Linked DNA regions of Homo sapiens: regions 2, 3 and 4 are each linked to region 1. A link is a loop called in an ENCODE intact Hi-C map of the cell type or tissue named here. Cell type or tissue: OCI-LY7. All regions are shown on one strand.

Evidence for each region. Peaks named below come from ENCODE experiments on the same cell type or tissue, not always from the same donor. Only the 100,000 strongest peaks of a DNase experiment are listed, where the experiment ranks them.
Region 2: a loop joins it to region 1, with 5 times the contacts of the local background. A loop is called at or near these places in 7 of 110 quality-filtered maps.
Region 3: it touches region 1 in a loop (2.5-fold over the local background); 14 of 110 quality-filtered maps call a loop at or near these places.
Region 4: a loop joins it to region 1, with 7 times the contacts of the local background. A loop is called at or near these places in 11 of 110 quality-filtered maps.

What each region holds. Positions count from the first base shown.
Region 1 is chr20:51,459,132-51,464,131 of GRCh38, forward strand. The region is part of intron 5 of NFATC2 (nuclear factor of activated T cells 2); the gene reads right to left. Among named protein-coding and RNA genes, the nearest start is that of MIR3194, 8.7 kb to the left of the region's middle. RefSeq lists an enhancer at 3,471-4,431. In OCI-LY7, no CTCF peak of the experiment used is centred here; DNase peaks (open chromatin) are centred at 1,930 and 2,460; H3K4me3 peaks cover 1,772 bases; H3K27ac peaks cover 4,511 bases.
Region 2 is chr20:51,401,130-51,406,129 of GRCh38, forward strand. The region is part of intron 9 of NFATC2 (nuclear factor of activated T cells 2); the gene reads right to left. Among named protein-coding and RNA genes, the nearest start is that of MIR3194, 49 kb to the right of the region's middle. RefSeq lists an enhancer at 3,758-3,917. In OCI-LY7, CTCF peaks have their summits at 2,517 (motif pointing right) and 2,716; DNase peaks (open chromatin) are centred at 1,232, 3,672 and 4,039; H3K4me3 peaks cover 441 bases; H3K27ac peaks cover 4,695 bases.
Region 3 is chr20:51,527,255-51,532,254 of GRCh38, forward strand. The region is part of intron 1 of NFATC2 (nuclear factor of activated T cells 2); the gene reads right to left. Among named protein-coding and RNA genes, the nearest start is that of NFATC2, 13 kb to the right of the region's middle. RefSeq lists enhancers at 3,957-4,006, 4,047-4,216. In OCI-LY7, no CTCF peak of the experiment used is centred here; DNase peaks (open chromatin) are centred at 1,562 and 2,667; H3K4me3 peaks cover 1,644 bases; H3K27ac peaks cover 2,462 bases.
Region 4 is chr20:51,383,119-51,388,118 of GRCh38, forward strand. NFATC2 (nuclear factor of activated T cells 2) reads right to left here. Exons shown (of 11, transcript NM_012340.5): 11 at 3,845-5,000. The region is part of intron 2 of LOC105372663 (a long non-coding RNA gene); the gene reads left to right. Among named protein-coding and RNA genes, the nearest start is that of MIR3194, 67 kb to the right of the region's middle. In OCI-LY7, a CTCF peak has its summit at 3,006 (motif pointing right); DNase peaks (open chromatin) are centred at 3,013, 3,673 and 4,203; H3K4me3 peaks cover 3,713 bases; H3K27ac peaks cover 5,000 bases.

The DNA of each region.
Region 1 (5,000 bases):
TAAAATATCAAATATCAACCCAAATGGTCATGCATGGATACACAGATAAACAAAGCGTGGTCTATCCATGCAGAATATTACTCAGTCATGAAAAGGAATGAAGTGCTGGTTCCATGCCATGACATGGGTGGACCTTGAAACCATTAAGTGAAGTGAAAGGAGCCAGACACAAAAGGACAAATGGCATAGGATCCCATTTATATCAATCGGCCAGAACAGGCAAACGCAGAGAGACGGAGAGCAGATCGGGGCTCACTGGGGGGTGGAAATTGGGCAGTGCCTGCTAATACGTGAGGCGTTTCTTTTTCTGGTGATAAAAAAAAGTTCTGCAGGCCAGATGGGGTTTTCTCAGCCTGATGTCACTCTGTCCGGGTCCAAGTTCTGTCTTCATAGTTTACTAGCTGTGTGGCCTTCGAGTGGCAGCTCTCTGTGCCTCAGTTTCCTCAGCAAAAATGATAAAGTTTGGCTGGGCGCAGTGGCTCAGGCCTGTAATCCCAGCACTTTGGGAGGCCGAGGCAGGTGGATCACCTGAGGTCAGAAGTTCGAGACCAGCCTGACCAATATGGTGAAACCCCATCTCTACTAAAAACTACAAAAATTGGCCGGGCCTGGTAGCATGTACCTGTAATCCCGGCTACTTGGGTGGCTGAGGTGGGAGAATCGCTTGAACCCAGGAGGCGGATGTTGCAGTGAGCCGAGATCACGCTACTACACTCCAGGCTGGGCAATAAAGCAAGACTTCATCTCAAAAAAACAAACAAAGAAACAAAACAAAACAAAAAAAAGTTCTGCAACTACAGAGTAGTGGTAGTTGCACAATATTGTGAATGTACTTCATGTACTGAATTGCATACTTGAAAATAGCTAAAATGGTAAATTTTATGTGTATTTTACCACAATAGGAGAAAATATCCTATATAAGACAAAACAGCCCATGCTTAGCACACAGTAACAACTCAAGACATGATGGTCTTTGCTATCGTTGACTTTCAAAAATGCCCCTCTTTTTCTTGCTAAGTTATTTTCACAACACTTTATTTGTTTAAACCCTTAAATCATAGCCCTACAGCAAGGAAGACACTATCACTCCCATCTAGAGAGGAGAGGACAGATGCTCAGAGCTCAGCTTCAGTGAAGGGCAGCACGTGCTCTTGGTTAAGGCTATAGTGTTGGACACCCCCCTGGTTGATCCTTGTAGGGGTTTTCACAGCTCTGAGCCTCAGTCTCCCCATCTGTAAAATGGGGCTGTTAACAGTCCCACTTCACAGGTCATTACGAGGATTAAACAAGTTCATCAAAAGCGTGTCTGGCTTAATAAACATGGGTCAGCAAGGTTAGCAACACTAAAAGCTGTAGCTTCTGAGAGGCTGTATGTGCCAGCCATAGACATTGTTGTCTTATATATTTTAGCATATATGTACCAAACATATGCATGTGTGTACACAGGTCACCTCTGTGGTCACTGCTGTTCTCGGTGAATCCTGAGCCATAACCCAGGTTTCTTCTTCTTTTTTTTTTTTTAATAGAGACTGGATGTTGCCATGTTGCCTAGGCTGATCTCAAACACCTGAGCTCAGGCGATCCGCACGCCTCGCCCTCCCAAAGTGCTGGGATCATAGGCATGAGCCACTACGCCTGGCCCAGGTTTCTTGACCCCAGTTGCCAGTGTTTCTCAAAGTGTGGCTCTCAGGTCACCTGTAGCAGAATCTTCCCCCAGCAACGCAGGGTCAGAAGGTGCTAGATAAAAATGCAGATACCCAGGCCACATCCCTCACCCTCTGTGCCCCAATCTCTCGGGCAGAGGCCAGACATTTGCATTTTAACAATCTTTCCGGGTGACTTGTCACGCACGTTTGCTTAAGAGCCAAGTTCCACACTTAAGAGGCCACCTGAGGACGGGGAACTCCTCCAGGGCAGGCCCCAGTCCTCAGAGAACCCAGAGGCAAAGCAATTAGCTTTTGAAAGAGGAACTGAAGCCAGCGCACAGCAGCCCAAATTACCCTCCTGAGCTCTACTTCTCTATTGCTCTCTGATGCAACCTCCATCACCTATGGCTGCTAATTGGGGTGACAGGTCCAGGGTGGGTGGGAGGCTCTAAGGAAGCCCAGTGGGCCTCCCAGGCTTGCACCCACCCTCCTCATCAGCCCCCCTTTCTCCCATTCATTTCTGAGACTGCAGACAATCCAAACCGCACAGCCTGCAGTTTTCCAACCAAACCAGGCACCTTGCTTTTAAAGTCATCTTTGAGGGCCTGGCTCAGGCCTGCGGGTGAAGTCTTGACCTCTGCTCCAGCTTAAGCTTCAAGGTGGCCCCTGCAAAGTGACTTCCCCAGGCTTCCCTCCTGCCCCTGGATTCTGGCACGTCATAAAGTGGCTTGGGGGGGCTCTTGTATTTTATGAGCTCTGAATCAACAGGACGCTGTTGGTTTAACCAGTTTGGGTGTTGACTTTGTCTTGCAACTGTGCCCACCTGCAGCACAGCAGCAGCCACCGCAAAGGTTCAGCGAAGAAAACTGACACCGGCACAGGGTTCCCCCACATCGCCCAAGTAGGCCTGGAAATGGGAAGTTATTGCCTGACTATCTGAAATTCGCCGTCAAGCCGGGTGGCCAAGAATTACGATCTATCCAAGAACCTCAGGAGAGACTGGTTAGAGAAATTCGCTCCTACAGAGAGGGCAGTTTCTGTTAATAACAGCGGACAGGCTGGGTGTGGTGGCTCACCCCTGTAATCCCAGCACTTTGGGAGGCCAAGGTGGGCAGATCACTTGAGGTCAGAACTTCGAGACCAGCCTGGCCAAGGTGGTGAAACCCCATCTCCACTAAAACTACAAAAAAAGTTAGCTGGGCGTGGTGGTACGTGCCTGGAATCCCAGCTACTTGGGAGGCTGAGGCAAGAGAATTGCTTGACCTGGGAGGTGGCGGTTGCAGTGAGTTGAGATTGCACCACTGCCCTCAAGCCTGGGTGACACAGCAAGACTCTGTTTCAACAATAAAAATAAATTTAAATTTAAGAAATAACAGGCCGGGCAGGGTGACTTATGCCTGTAATCCCAGCACTTTGGGAGGCTGAGGCTGGCAGATCACCTGAGGTCAGGAGTTTGAGACCAGCCTGGCCAACATGATGAAACCCCATCTCTGCTAATAATACAAAAAAAAAAAAAAAAATAGCTGGGCATGATGGCACGCACCTGTAATCCCAGCTACTTGGGAGGCTGAGGCAGGAGAACTGCTTGAACCCGGTAGGCAGAAGTTGCAGTGAGTCGAGATCGCGCCACTGCACTCCAGCCTGGATGACAGAGCGAGACTCTGTCTCAAAAAACTAAAAATAAATAGCAGACAATTACAAATGCTATAAAGACTACAGATTGCAGGCACAACATATACACATTTTTAAAAATATTATAAAACGCCCACACCAAGAAGCAATTTAGGGTTCACACGTAAAAGTAACATTCTAATTTTGGGACTTTGAGCAAGACACTTAATTTCTTTGCCTCTGTTTTTCATCTATAAAATGGGAATATCACAGCACTAACCTCACTGGGCTGCCTGCAGATTAAATGAGCTAATCCATGGGCCTGCGTGGCATCTCATCAGGACTCAGTGAATGTTAGTTGTGTTTATTTTTATTGCTAAACTTCATGAGACCACAAAGCAGGAATCACTCCCGTTTTAGAGTAGAAGACATTGATCCTCCCAGAGGAGAAGGAATAAGCTTGGGAGCTCACAGCAAATGGACAAGCAGAATTTGGACCTACACTGGGGGATTCCGCTACCCCATGGGACCCTCTGCAGTGAAACGGAGGACTTCGTGGGAAAGACACCGGCCAGCCCAGGCAAGAAGGTTCCTCCCATTGGTCATCGTTCTGGCCCGAGCACTGAGCAACCCTGGCCTTGGCGCTCCAGCTGCTGTCAGCCCTTCTTGTCTCTGTATCAGGCCCCATCCTTGGCTGTGAGCCTGGTCTGGCTGGGCCTGGCTTGGCCCAGAATGTGCTGCCGACTCAGGCATCTCCCGGGAGAGGCTGTGAGCAGGGCCAGCAGACAGGCCCCTCAGCCTCCACTCTGGCTGTTCCCTGGGTCTTCCCTGGGAAGTGGGAGAGTGGAGGGGAACCAAAATCTCCCCTAGTGTGGGGCTCACCTCTTTGAGGGAACCACTGAGGTCCACAGCAAGGGAGTGGGGTATGATGTGTGCAAATGCATGAGACACACAGTGAGTGACAAAGTTGTAGCTGTGGGCCTCGGTGGCGGGGGGCCTCAGCTTCAGCTTTCTCATATGGAGAAATGCAGCAGCACGGCCCCTCCTGTGAGACTTTCCTATCTCATCCACTCCACAGGACATCAGGGAGAGTAGGAGCTGCTGTCTCTCCTCCCATCAGATCATTACTCTACCATTCCAATGTACTAACAGGCACCCTCTTCAGAATATTCTCAGTCCAAAACCTGATGAGCTCTGGATCACTGAGGAACCCAGGCAGCCGGGACAGAGAAAAGAAGATGGCTTTAACCCCAGCTCTGCCCCTGCCTTGCCAGCCGTGGGACTGCAGCAAGTCACTCATCCTTCGGAGCCTCAGCCTGCAGGCGCCCACACCCTGCAAGGGTGCTTTTCTGTGCCTCCATCACTGGCATATTATCAAATGCTTCGAACAAATGAACTGAGCAAACGTTTAAGATGGGCCTTCTGAGGTTATGATGAGGATGGAAATGAGTTAACCTCAGTGCATCTGTGGGTACATCGTAGGTGTTCAGAAGGGCACTCTGCCTTCCCAGCTCCCTCATAAGTAGCCCAGTAAAGGGCCGGGTAGGTAACTATTTCAATCAGCAAAGAAGCCACCCCAATCCTGGGCTCTCCAAAAAAAAACAACTTTCCTCCACTCACTCATCAGGTGGCCCACCCCACTGGGCCAGATAACTATTGGGGTTCCTTCCCAGCAGCAGGGTATGTTGCAGGCTGTCTGCTCGACTCTCCTCTCACACCGGCCTACTGCTGCCTGGGTTTCAG
Region 2 (5,000 bases), 58 kb before region 1:
GAGGCCGAAGTGGGTGGATCACTTGAGGTCAGGAGTTTAAGACCAGCCCGGCCAATATGGTGAAACCCCGTCTCTACTAAAAATACAAAAATTAGCTGGGTGTGACGGCAGGTGCCTGTAACCTCAGCTACCTGGGAGGCGGAGGTTGCAGTGAGCTGAGATGGTGCCACTGTACCCCAACCTAGGCAACAGAGCAAGACTGTCTCAAAAAAATAAAAATAAATGAGATGCTATAGCTGGCTCATTGGCATGTGTTTATTAAGCCCACAATATGGTCCCCTAAAGAAGATGGAAGAGAAAGAGACAAAGACCAGTCTAAAAGAGGCCATTCCAATAACCAAGGATACCATTCTGTTTCCCTACATATTTAAATGGGAGGTAAGTCCATTGATCCACGTGAATGTGCTGGTCAGTTGTCAGTAATATGGAGATGCGGACGTCAAGAGAAAAGGCAGTATTTAGACTTACTACATGGTCCCTAAGTGTCATCTACAAATCCTCCCAAAGACACAGGGGTACCTCAAAAACCACAATTACTTTTGCGCCAACCTAATACAAGGTTACAGCCTAAGACCTATACAGTGGCCTTGCATTTTTACCCCAGGCATAAACTGGTGAGTCATCCCACTGATCCTATGGACTAGGTGATAATTTAAGATGTAAATTAGAAGTGGTTCACTGATGAGCTTAATCAATGGTGATAATTTTCATAAAAACACAAGGTGTCAACAAATAGCCATTACAGACAAAAGTACAGACCCAAGAATCTGTCTCCTTGACAAATATACAACTAGCTTCCCAGACTTCTGAGCTCACAGGCATGCACGTTTGAATGGGATGGAATTTAAGGGAAACCCTGCGTGCATCTCCGTGGTGGAACCAATGGGAATCAGGCACTGGTCTAAGGGACGTCCAGTTTTGTGTTTCTACAATGCAAGTCAGATGTCCCCTCCTAGCCAGTGTAGAATATGCTACCATCATCTCCATTGTCTGCTTTTTTGCAATGATTGCACATCAACTTACAATCTACGGAGAAACAATTGGTGACTTTCTCAACTAAGCTGCCCGACAAGGAAGGACTAACCAACTGTGTAAACTCAGACCTGAACTGCCCATTTCTATTCTCCAATTCAGCAGAATTTCTTCTGATTACATGCAACTAAGCTGCACCTCTCCTATCAAGCAACCACACGGCTTCTAAAGTAGCAACCACAGGCAGGAAAGCATTCTAAACAAACCACAGTTTACTTCCTTGTCCTTCAGCCAGTTCATCACCACCTCGGCCCCAACCCTCTGCTAAGAAACATCAGCCAACAGCACAAGCCCTGCAAAATAACTTGCTGCCTTTGGAAAAAAAAAAAGGCAAAAGAAAAGCACTTGTTACTATATTGAATTGAGACATAGGAAACAAACAGTAATTCAAACCCACAAATCAGCCTGTGATCACAAATGAGATAATAAAATAAATACCTGAGTTTTGGGGAAGACATATACCATAAACCCCCTCTGGGGGTTAGAGGAATTAACCAAACATTTCTTTTAAGACATTTGAGTATATGCCTCTTTGCTTATCCAAGAGAGATGGAATTGTAAGCAGGTCAGACACTCCCAGGTGGATTAGCAGGTGGGAGCAGTAAGAAAGATTTCCACCCTAACTTGCTTTGCTCATGTCACAGAATCATGCAAAACCTCCCCCTCTTCTGGGAGAAGGGGCAAAACCCCTGGCCTGGCTTCATAAAGATATTTCTTCAAATACCAACATGGCCCCTGATTCTTAGAAAGAATTCACTGGATATTTATTGAATTTCCAGTCCAGTCTCCATCTCGCCCTCCCATAAGTTCACCTTCCAGATCATTCTATGTTTACCCACATATGCCAGGACCAGCTCACAGCACAGGCCCAACATGGGACACACCTCCCCCCAACACATCCACATTCTCCCGAAGCCCAACTCAAGCGCACGTCCTGGAAGCAGAGGCATCCCTGGCCATGTCACAGTTTCTTCCACAAACCTTTGGATCTATCTTTTGTATTTTAAGTCTTGGATTTCCCATAAGAGATGTCAACCATACTCCCTCCATACCTTCCAGATTCACAGGCAAGAGAAGCCACTAGGCTTCCTGCAAAGAAATTTCTCAAGATCTGAGTAGGGACCAGGCTCTGTCTTAAATTTCTCCAAGTGAGATCCACATGCGTGGCCCTTGCACGTACTGCTATCATCTCAAAGGCCACCTGGAGTGACCAGCAAGGACTGTATTCATGGGTGACACTGCACCAGGTGTTCCTAAAAGACAGTAGTTCCCAGAACAGGCAGACAGAACCTTCACTCCTGATTCACCCCTTGATCAAACCTTTCACCTATACAGTCCCTGCTACACACTAAGTTATGCCCCCACCACACCAGCCAAATTCCTATATTGAAGCCCTAAACCACTCTGTGATGGTATTTGGAGATGGGGCCTTTGGGAGATAATTAGGACTTGGTGCAGTCATGAAGGTGGGGCCCTCGTGATGGAATTAGTGGCCTAAGAAGAAGGGCCACCAGAGGTCAGTCTCATTGTCTCACAGGAGAACACAATGGGAGAAAAGGTGACTGTCTGCAAGCCAGGACCTAAGCAGGTCCTCTCCAGAACCTGATCTTGACAGGATTCTCCAGAATCCTGGTCTTGGATTGCTAGCCTCTAGAATTGTGAGAAGATAAATTTCTGTTGTTTAAGCCACTAAGTCTATGATATTTTGTTATGTGGCCCGAGCTGACTGACACAGTCCCCAAAGTACATTCCTCTCCAAAGTCTCGGTCTATGCTCACGAGGTAGGCATCTGGCCAGTGAAGTCATCGAGGTTCAGGTAAGCAGACATCCCTCTATTTTAGGTCCAGCATCCCATGGCTGGTCCGTGGCAGGGGTTGAACAAGGAGCAGACCCTGATATCCCCACCGCCACACCTTTGTGTCGCTTGGCTGATGCCTAGGAGGCCCTCTTTTTCCTCTGCATCTGAATCCTGCTTGTCTGCCCATGATCAGGCCCAAATCTCTGTTTCTTGCAGCCAACAGCTCCTCCCTTTCTCAGCTGTCCTGGCGAGGGGCTCACACCCTGGGGTCAGAGTCCCAGGGACACACAGACAGCTGGGGTCCAAATCCCAGCTCTGCCACATCCTTTCATAGAACTTGAGGCAAATCCTAACCCTTTCTGTGCCTCCTCTGTTAAAGGTGGGCAAAAACTATTCCCAGCTTCTAAGGCTTTTAGAGAGAATCTGAGTCAATGCATGCAAAGTTCTTCAAACATGCAAGGCACATCATAAGAACTCTGTACCACATTACTTGTTTTGGGAATCAGAGCCAATCTTTTAAGTCCTCGAGTCTCAGTTTTTCTCATCTGTAATATGGGAATGCATATATATGGCACTATGCCAAGCTAAGAAATAACCAAAAGTAGCAGCTCTTTCTATTAGCAGCAGCAGTGTGTCTCAGCCCTCACACAGAGGATGCTTGTTAACAGACTGAATTGATGATGGCCAGTCCACCCTCTTCCACCAAAGCACTTTCACCTTTGAAGCTATTTCTGCATTTTCAGAATGGGCAGGGCTGAGATCAGCCATGCTCTCAGAGATGCATTTTCACATCCTGCTGAGAGGGGCCCCTCCCAGGCCTCACTGCGCCCTAGTGTGCGCAGACAGCTTTGGGCCGGCGACCTGCAGAGCAGCGTGAGTCACTGACGCTCTCTGCAAACCAGAGGCCTCCGGAAACCAGCCCAGACAGCAGACTCACAAGCACCCTGCCACCAGCCATTTTATGAGCAAGACCTTGGGGCTTACGAGAAAGATGCCACACCACGTGCCAAACTGTCCCCAGCTCTTGGGATGAGTAGACATGGTGATTCTGAGACTCTGGTTTCTAGTAAAAGGGGCTCACTGGGAGGAGAGCATGTCACTGGCAGATCAGTTTGTGGCCAGGAAGGCACCAAGCCCCAAGATGGCAAGAGGAGCCACCTGCTTCGAGTTGAGCTCCTGGAAGAGAAATGCATCAGACGCCAGCCAAGCAACACCAGACAGGACATGCCCCCCAAATTAGCTTCCAGGGACCGTAAGACATCCTCCTAGTCCTCCCCCAACCCACCCTCCACCACTAGACTTCAATGATGCCTTTCAAACCCCAGATCCACATGCAACGCGAGGCCAACAGAGCAGTACCAGAGGCTGCTCTTCGGGACTGGAGACACCACTCAGGAAGATGTGAGGCAGGCAAACACATTCACCTCGAGTTCCCAGGGAACTGTGGGTGTGCAGGCGCCATGACCTCACACGTGTCATCTCACCGTGCCTCACCAGCAGGTCTGTTTGCATGTGCCATGTTCGTAGAAGCTTGGCATCAGATAGGCAAGCTTTCATAGGCACTGCCTTTCAGCTGTGCATGGCTCCTGTGGCCCTGGTGTTTTGGGAGGGAGTAGCATGAATCAGATCACAGAACCCCGTATCTTGAAACCCGTGACATTTTAACACCAACCTCTCACTGGTTGGTAATACCCTCATTAAGGCACAGACCTCATCTCTCTCATCTACTGCTGTATCCCCAGCACCTAGGACAGAGCCCAGCACATAGTAGGTGCTCAGTAAAAATCTCAAGGAGGAATGATTGGGCGAAAGAATAACTACCACCTCCTAATTGATAGGACTTGCCCAGAATTTTTCCGATCAGGTCTGGCTTTCAACTGTCTCCCAGAGCACAGCAACCTCCGCCTCCCAGGTTCAAGCGATTCTCCTGCCTCAGCCTCCTGAGTAGTTGGGATTACAGGTGTCCGCCACCATGCCCGGCTAAACTTTGCATTTTTAGTAGAGACAGGATTTCACCATGTTGGCCAGGCTGGTCTCAAACTCCTGACCTCAGGTGATCCGCTGGCCTTGGCCTCCCAAAGTGCTGGGATGACAGGTGTGAGCCACCACACCCAGCCTACATATATATGTTGTTAATCCTCACGGTCATCCCATGAAGTAGGTATTGACT
Region 3 (5,000 bases), 68 kb after region 1:
GCTGCTCCCCCTGCCTCAACAGCTCCTCCCCTACCCACTGCCAGGCCCCCTTCTCCACAGGACTAAAGCCCATTCATGCCCATGAGCTGGGCTTAAGTACTGCATGCTTCTAGAAGGACCCCTGACCACTTGACTAGCTCAGGCCCCACTCACAGGCCCCTGCTGTGTTCTGTGCACATCTCACCATAACGACTGAGGAACTGTGGAGTGCTCCGTTTCCCTCGACCTCCAGTCTGCCCTTCCCTCGACCTCGAGATCCACCCCCACCAATCAGCAAATGCCATGAGGACTCTTGCTCCGCCATGCCCCTAAGCACTTGGAATGGTCCTGCCACTAAACAGGCCCTCAGAAAGGATGTGTTGGCTGAATGAATGAGGCAAGTTCAGAAAAGTCTACCTGGAATAAACTATTACTCAAAGATGCTAATATCCAAACCAAAAGATAGAAGGCTATAACTCTAGAGAGGGTCATTTTGTAATATCCATGAAAATTCCAAACACACGTGCCCCCGGAACCACATGTGCCCTCGGAACCAAGCAATGCTACTTTTAGAAATTCATCCTGGGCCAGTCATGGTGGCTCACACCTGGAATCCCAACCGTTTGGGAGACAGAGGTAGGAAGATTGCTTGAGGTCAGGAGTTTAAGACCAGCCTGGGCAACGTAGAGACCCCATCTCTAAAACAAAAATTTTTTTTTCATTAGCTGGGCATGGTGGCACCTACCTGTAGTCCCAGCCACTGGAGAAGCTGAGGTGGGAGGATCAAGGCTGTAGTGAGCCATGATCGTACCACCACCTCCCAGCTTGGGTGACAGGATGAGAACCTGTCCCAAAAAAAAAAAAAAAAAAAAATTCTTCCTGCAGATATACTCTCACCTGTGCAAAATGACCTGTGTATGCTTAAGATTCATTACTACAACCCTGACTGTAATCCCAAAAGACTGGAAGCAACCCAAAGCCCATCTATTGGGGATGAATTAATTCTGGCTCATTCATATGATGGGATACAGTATAGCTACAAAAAGGCCTGAAGAAGTTCTTTATGCATTGACATGGAATGACCACTGAGATTTAGTATTAGAGAAAAGCAAGCTGTATAGTGTGCACAGCATAAAAAGTGAGAGGATGTACACAAACACAGAGAGATGTACACACAATGTACACAGACAGATGTACACACAGATGTATACAGATTACACCTGCACATATATACACAGATGTACAGATGTACACGCACAGACAGATGTACACACACATATGTACACACACAGACAGATGTACACGCACAGCTGAAGGATGCACAGGCTTTCTCTGGAAGTCACAAGTAATAGTGACATCCTCCAGGGAGGGGAACTAAGGAATGGGAGGACAGTGGCATGGCAGAAAGGAGACTTCCTTTGATTTGTGTAATTGTGTAAGAAAATAAATGTAACTCCCAAAAGAAACATTTTTAATTTTATTTCATAGGTGGTAGGTGACATAGCATGATATACAGTAATGAAACCCTGTTTTACGAAGCAGGAAATGAAGAGTGCAGTCCTGCTCCGCCACTAAGTAGCAGCGTGACTTTGGAAAAGTCCCCCACCCACTGGAGGCCTCAACACCTTCTCATTTATAACTGAACAGCATTAAACTGAATCAGTTTCCTTGGTGGCTTCTGGCTCTGAAATCCTTTGATTTTTCTAGCTAGCATCTGTAAGGCCTGGAGTTCTTGTGAGGCTGTAGTTTAATGTAAATGTGTATTTGAATTCGCACATACACACACACACGCCTTCCTAGAAGGTAACAGAGCACAGAGTTTTAATCTAGGAAAAGAGGAATGTCAAACCCATGGCCGACAACATTCTGAGAATTCACTGCCCTTCGAACCAGAAAAACAAAACACAAAAAGTTTCTTAGCAAAAATTCCGGCCGTATCAGAAGAACTGCACTGTATCTTATCAGAAACACACCCTTGGGGCTGATGTGCACAGTCCACAGAAACGCAGTCCTGAAAACACACATCACTCACACTCCCTAGGAGCTCTGAAAAACAGAAAGCTCCAGTGTGCTGAGCAAAAGTATTTAAAGCATTTACATTGGTTTTCATTAATCCAAGCGGCAGTTTTTTTTTTTTCCTCTTGACAAGACTTTAAATGTTTACCAGCAAGCAGGGAATATGAAGATAATTAATAATCATTTAATTCTCAGTCCCCTGGGTATTTGACAGTAAATTTCACAAATAGCACATCATTAAAATATTTCTCTAAGTCAGTGGCTGAGATTCGTCACTATTTCTCCTTAAACAACTGCCACGCTCACAGGCGGCTTTCTTACAGTCATCACGATGCCCGCACGGCACTGGGTGAAGTTAGTTTCATCTCAGAACCACCAAATGTTCTCAGGAGGATTTCCAAAAAGCTTGCTTTTTTTTTAACCACTTGCACGATCTTTGCTCTATCCATGTGCCACCAAAAAGTATTTACTTAATACTTCTAGTATTTAAATTCACTCACTTATTTTTTTTTTATTTTAAAAGGAAACTTTACACCACTACTGCAGATGGAAAATCAATGTCACCTCCATAAATAGAAGGTAGGGTAAAAATACAATAAAAATAAAACTTACTAAATTCAAGCAAGACACAGTGGCTGGGCAAAGGCTCTGAGTCTGAGGCTTTATACAGCCCCGCCCCCGCCAATGCTTCTGCGGTATAACTCATATACACAGATGTCAGTGTTTTGAGTATAGAGTTTGACGAGTTTTGCCAAATGTCATACATTCTTGCTACCACCAACATAATCAAAATATGGAACATTTCCAAGACCCCAGAAAGTCAAGACCTAGGAACAGGGAAAGGGAGGAGCCAGTGTTAGAAAGAAAGGTGTCAATGGTACAGCAGTACCTCACTGAAGCGCTACTCCTTTTTTGTTTGTTTGTTTTTTGTTTTTTGAGACAGAGTCTTGCTCTGTTGCCAGGCTGGAGTACAGTGGTGCGATCTCGACTCACTGCAACCTCCGCCTCCCGGGTTCAAGCGATTCTCCTGCCTCAGCCTCCTGAGTAGCTGGGATTACAGGTGACCACTACCATGCCCGGCTAATTTTTTTGTGTTTTCAGTAGAGACAGGGTTTCACCATGTTGGTCAGGCTAGTCTCGAACTCCTGACCTCAAGTGATCTGCCCACCTCGGCCTGCCAAAGTGCTGGGATTACAGGCATTAGCCACCATGCCTGGCCTGAAACTCCACTCCTTCTGACTAGTTCAAAGAGAAAATAGCGCTGAAAAATAGTTCTTAGCACATACAACGTCCTCACTGGTGGACCACCTAAAATCCATTTCACCTACCATGGGAGGTACCTGGCCTGCATACGAAGCATCAGTACCAAAGGGAGGAAGAAGATAGAAGCAGGGATGGGGGATTCAGAGGTTGCTGCTCAAGGGCCTCTGTACCTCCATGTCACGCACATGCTGTTCCCCTTACCCAGAACTCCCTTCCATACCTCCCGACCTTACATCTCCTAACAAGCCACTATTTATCCATCATGACTTGACCTGAGCCACCCCCTCCTGGAGGCCCTCCCTGTTTCCCCAGGCTGGATCAGGCAGCTCTTCTACACTCCCAGGTCCCACAGAGTCCCACATTGAAGTCTATCTATGGATTCACTCGTCTGTCTACCCTCTAGACTCTGAGGTTCTTAGAGGCAGATAGGAGTCTTACATCAATAATTATTATGAAGATGATTATAATGCAGAAAAAGCAGCTAAAATATATTGAGAACTTACATGCTAGGCATTGTTATAAGCACATTACATGTAGTAAATTACTTGATCCTCACAGCCACCTACCCACTGGATGCCAATAGCAGCTGCCCTGTCCCTCTCCCCGTTGTGGCAACCAAAAATGTCTCCAGGCATCGCCAAACATCTCCTGCCAGGCAGGCTCGCCCCCAGCTGAGAACCACGGCTCCTGGCTTTAGAGCCCCAGCATGGCACAGGAGGCCTGCGCACAGCAGAGGCCCAAAGACTGCTGGAAGCATCAACTCATGACTCACGCCCTCAACCTGAACTGATTCAGAAATGAGACATCTTCTCACTCTCAGCCCTGGCAGGTGACGCTCATCTCTGTGGCAGACACCTGAAAGTTCTCATTCTTATCACCCCTCCTTTCATCAAGTTCCTGGGTGCTTACCCAATAGGTAGGCCCTGTGAATATGTGGAGAAATCTCTGGCCACTCCCAAAAACTACAGGACAAGATTGCTGGGGAGGCCAGTTCAGCCCTCCTCTTTGCCCCACCAAGCAAGAGCTCTACGCTGAGATCCAGGTCTCAGTCAACAGAGGGTAGCACGGGGTTAGGGGACTCCAGATCCACTCCCACCCCCGGCTGTGAGACTTGGGGAAACTCCATGTCCTCATGTGTGACACGGGGTGATGACACTGGTGATGATACAAGCCTGTCGGTTTCCCTAACCTATGCAAAGCCCAAGACACACAGAATCAATACCCAGTAAATGGGGCCTACTGGATTATTATTGAAAGAACAATCTTTTCGGTGACAATTCTGCCCTTTCCCTGCTATAGTTAGTCTATTTTACAACAACTTGAACGCACTAGTCCCCAACCCCTTCGAAAGCATTACGAAAAAAAGGAAGACATTTTTATAAAAATAAAATGGGTTGGTCAGCACTTTAGGAATTCTCTTTTTACCTCAGATCCTGCTGACCTTCAGAAAATGTGTGGAGGAGGTAAAACGTGCTTCCAACACCCTCTCCATTCCACACTTTGTACTTTTCCTCCCAGGCTACCTGGCAGTGGATCGACTAAATCTTACTAAAGTGTTAGTGGGTCAGTGAGCCGCTTGTCATAATCAAAATACTAGCACATCTATACCACTTACTTTATATCGAGAACTGTACGCATCTAGTGTATGTTCATATTTGTCTCACAAGAACCCTATGAAGCAGCTGATATCGTTTCCCCATTTTATATAGGGGGAAAATGAGGCTCAGAGAGGGTGAGTAATT
Region 4 (5,000 bases), 76 kb before region 1:
CTGCAAACAATCCGTTATTCACCTTGTCAAACAGACTCCCCCGAGAAGCCGGTTTCAGATTGGGCTTGTAAACGGCAGCTGGCTGGCCGGCCCTTCTCTTACCTGTCCCCAAGGAGCTGTTGAGCCACAGCAGTGAGCATTTTACAAGCAGGAGGGCCACAGGTGACTGCAGGCTGCCAGAAAGCAGATAACTGGCCTGGCAGGCTCCAGGATTCTAGGGAATTATGGCCTTTGGCTTTCTGTAGCAAAGGGAACTGGCTCTGTCTAGAAGACAGGCTGGAATACACTGCTGTGTAATTAGAGATGAATAAACCGAGCCATGTGGGGCAGGAGGAAAGTCTCCCTTGAGTCAGTTGTTTGGTTTATAAAATGTGTTAAATATTAGGAAATGATTAATTTTCCATACATGCCAGATGAGCCCATTGTTCTCCATGCACAGGAAAAGGCATGTTTGCTCATTTAACACCCGGTTCCTGGGGGCCTACCATACCGCATGCCAGGGTGGTAGAGAGATGGCATTGAGCAAATCAAGACAATCGTCGCCGCCATGGAATTTACAGGGGCAAGAGACAGGCAGCAAACATGCACACGGCCATCCAAACAGCGTTTTTGACATGCCAGGCTGAGTGCATGTGTGGGTGGGGCATGGGGTAGGTCCCACATGACAGCGGTCACTGAAGTCCTCTGAGGACAAGAATTTGATTGGAAAATTGAAGAATGAGGAAGAGCCAGTCCACGAAACTCGGGGGTCAAAGCGTTTCAAGTTTTAGGAGGAGACAGAGAGAGAGGTGGGGAATGGTGTGGTCTGGGCAAGGAACAGAAAAGAGACCTGGAGGCTGGAGAACTTGGGGCCGAGGAAGATGGCTGAGCCTCTTGCCTGAAATTCGGATCATCCTGAACGCAAAGGGAAGCCGTGGAGGGCTTTAAACAGGGCTGTGATGGGATCTGAGGCTGCTTTAACCTCGATCTGGCTGCTGTGTGGACGGGGAGGTCGGGAGTACACCAGCAAAGGGCTGTTGTGTCATCCAGGTAGGAGATGAGGGTGTTCTGGTGAGCATGAGGCATAGAGGTGGGATGATTTCAGAAGGGACCCAGCAGGACTTGCTGATATGTGGGCAGTGGGGACAGTGAAGGATCCGGGGTTATTCCCAGGGTTTTGACTAAGCGACTGTGTAGATGGTGTTGCCATAAACTGATGAGTAAGATGGGTGTGTGTTGGGAGAAGGGAGGAAGAGGAGATTGGGAATCAGGAAATTTTGGGGCATGTTGAACTCAAAATGCCTCCTGGCTACCAAAGAGAAGAAGGCACATAGTTGGGGAGGTCATACAGGAGTCTGGCACGTGTGTATGTGAAGGTGTAAATACAACCCTCTCCACGGTTGTCCTGTGAATGCTTTTTTCTCATGGTATTAAGGGCAGAGGGTTCTGAATCAAATATCCTCTGACACTTTGCACAGCAGCAGAAACTGTTGGCAACGTGTTTTCAAGGAGTTTTGTCAGTATTTCATAGAAGGATGAAGTGTCCCCATTTCAACAAAAAATTTAGGGATCACTGATGTAAAAAGTATAGCCCCTGGAAATCAGAGTGAATTGTCACTGTACTTCCTGTCTCGAGTCCAGCGCAATGTTTCAGAGCTTGAAGTTTTTCGTAAATCAGGGATTCCTAGAGGGCCTGGGACACGGCAGATATACAGCAGGGGGTTTTGTTTCTTTGATAACTCCTCATCGGGCCATTTACAAAGCTCAACTTCTGAATTTTACCAGGAGGGCAGGGCAAGAGGTGGTTTAGAGTGAGAAGCCCTTTTTGGAGAAAGTTTGGTCTGACCTTGTCCATCTTTGTACCACAAAATGTCATGAGGTTTATAGCAAGTGTGTCCCCTATACCCCATCACAGCTACTGGGGATCCACAGACAAAAGAAATGACTTCACTTTCATTTCTTAAAGGTCCTTGTGGTTCTGTGCCTCTGTCCTCAGCGTTATTTTATACTCAACCTGGTCCTACCAGGAACCCAGTTTCCTCCCAATGTATGAACATGAAGAGGCTGAGTAGGAGTCAGCATTTGTTTTCTCCTGTCAATCTTACCACTTCTTAAATCCCAACTTGGCACGAAACCACTGTTCTGTTTCTGCTCCTTTGTACGAAACTACCCCATGCTGTTGGATACAGCAAGGAACAATGTTCAGATTTGCAAACTCCTGGCAAAGTGACCCCAAGATGCTCCAATACGAACTTCCTTGTTATCTCAGGTTTTGAAAATTGGATAAACTCAAGTTTCTGGCTTTAATGATCTATTTAGAAAAATTTAAATCCCATAGTCAGAGCTCTAAATGTTTTCTTCCAGATATTAGTCAAATGAGGTCTCAAGATGAGCTCAAGGCTCCATGATATGCCTTAGGTGAATCTGAAATCTGTTTGTTAAATGACGGGACAGTGGATCGATAGGTAATATTGATTAAACATGCAGCACCTGTGAGGTGGGGACTAGAGAACTCATTTTATATCTGGGGAAACTGAGGCACAGGCCAAATTTGTGTTTATTAAGTGTGGCTTAAATATAAATGTAGAACACAGACTTGTTTTTTGTTTTTTGTTTTTTCTTTTTTAAAAATGACTGTATAGTTTTAGCCTTGTCCTCTGCTTAAGTGATTTTGACTTTCGATTCAGGAGAAGTGGTGTAAGGTTTTCAGAAAGTGAGTTAAAGCAAAACAGTTGGCCGCAGCGGCAGCAATCATCTTAGTGGGGCACAGTTGCCTCTTAGGTGTAGCCCTGGGCAGATATTTTTTGTGGGGCTCCTGTCTGCATGTGCAATTTGAGCCATTCCTAAATCAGCACCATTCTGGTGATTCAGTCTCACACCATCCCACAAAAATCACAATGAAAATACTGCACCAGCCATCAGGAGCAATCTGCTCACCAGGGTGCTCTTCTGGAAGCTGGCCTGGACCCTGTAGGTGCAGGTTCTAGAGCTCTTTGGGGCATCTGAAGGGGAGAAATGGGAGCCAGCTAGTCCCAGCCACCAGAGGGAGACTAAGGCTATTTCAAGATAGACACTTCCAGCAGCCAGGACCCATGCAGGTCCCTGTCTGAGCTTGGGACCCCTGCCCATTTGGTAGTGCTGGTTACACGCACTGGAATGGGGGGCTAGAAAATTCCCAGGAAGACATTCCAAGTGCAGGGCTATGGTGGGGTGAAGTGGGTCCCTAAAACACAGGGCCGGGGGCAGGTATCCCGTTTCCCTGGGGTTAAAGGGTGGGAGGAGGTTCGAACCATATTAAGACATTAAAAATAGCAGCTACTTCCAAACCTCTTAGGTGCTTTAGCTACAGGAGGGCAAAAGCTGTTTTAAGGAGGAACTTGGCTAGAAGGTTCTAGTACTTATGTTTGTGGGTTTGAAGGTATAAGGTGCATTTTTTTTCTTTAGCCTTGATATTTTGCAAGATGCTCAAATAAAAATGATGGCTTTTGCCTTCCAAGTGGCTGGCTTAGCCCAGTTGACCATGAATGCTTTGGGACCCTTGGAAAGCTGGTCTAAGGTGGGCATCATAAATCTCTTTTATGAATGCTACCTCAAAAGTAGTCTAAAGGCACAGATTACAGCAGAGCTGTGCTGGAGAGAACCAGACAAATTCAGGTTGACCATGTGGCTTTGTCACCTCCGGCAAGTGGCTTCTGAGCCTGAGTCACAAGCACGGTGGGACTGTACCTACCTCCTAGGGCTGAGACGAGGAGTAAATGCACACACTTATGTACACACACAAAATGTTCCTTGCTGAGGGAGCCCGAAATGTAAAGGGAATATTTGAGTAGCCTCTCTGGAAAAGAAAGATACACCAAAGTAGATGTTGCTTCCAACTGTTTTATTGCTAAACTATCATGATACAAGCCGTATAAAAATACTTTACATATAGGAAAAATAAACTACATTAAACTGGAGATTAAAAACATTTGCATAGGAATGTGATGTATTCAAACGCCTTTAACAGTCAGGATTTTCTAAACCTAAGCCTGCCAGCACCACCATGTTGGAGAGACCTGTTTGTTGGAGAATTGGTTTTCTCTCCTCTGAGGGCTGTAGAGGCCAGAGGGGTGAGTGAGGTTCTTTGACAAGATGTCCAGGATGCTAAGCTTGTCCCAACAGCCATAGCCTCGGTCTGCTCAGGCCAATCAGAATGCTGTGAGCACCTGCTCTAATGGAAACAACATCATTTGCATCCATTCCATTCAAAGCTTGAACTCAGCAGGGAGTTTATTCTGGTCAGCCAACAGCTGCATAAAGGTAGAATGTTAATAACCCTTTCACTTCCAGCTCCCAGGACCCTGATGGCTCAGGGAGCAACTCTCTGTTATCAACCACCAGAAAAGTTTGTTTTTAAACAGACTGAGTTAAACAGTGATGTTGGCTGTAAGTCAAGGCACTCACAAAAGCTGAGGGAAATGGATGTTTATGATCACAATTTTATAGGATGCTGCTTTTTCTTAAGCATTTAATTGGAATGCAGGAAAATACTTGCTATGCAATTGGCTGCTTTGGTTCCACGAAACGTAATGCCCTAGCCTCGAGCCTAGGAGACCCAAGGTTAAGATGCGCTGGGTCACCGAGCACCTTGCCTCCGGGAAACAAGTTCGGGAAAGGTTAGCCCAGCTTGTCAAGAACGTCACAACTCCATCCATGCCTCTTGTAAACTTGAAATGAAAACATTCTTTCAATTCTGAGCAATAGAAAGCACTTGGAAAGGTCTTTTTTTTTTTTTTTTTTTGACATGATAAATTCAGCCTCACTGTAGTCCAGAGTGAGAATTAGAACATACCAACTTCCAATCTGCCTAAATGTGACAGCCTCTGCCCAAGACTGGCTCACTGAGGCGTCTTGGCTACTGGATGTAAACAAAAAATGCAATATCCGTGCCTCCCAGTTCTTTGAAGGAATCAATTCATCCTTGGTTATATCTATGCTGGAAAACTGTGGGTGTCCTTTGGATAAAGCATACAGGAGTTATC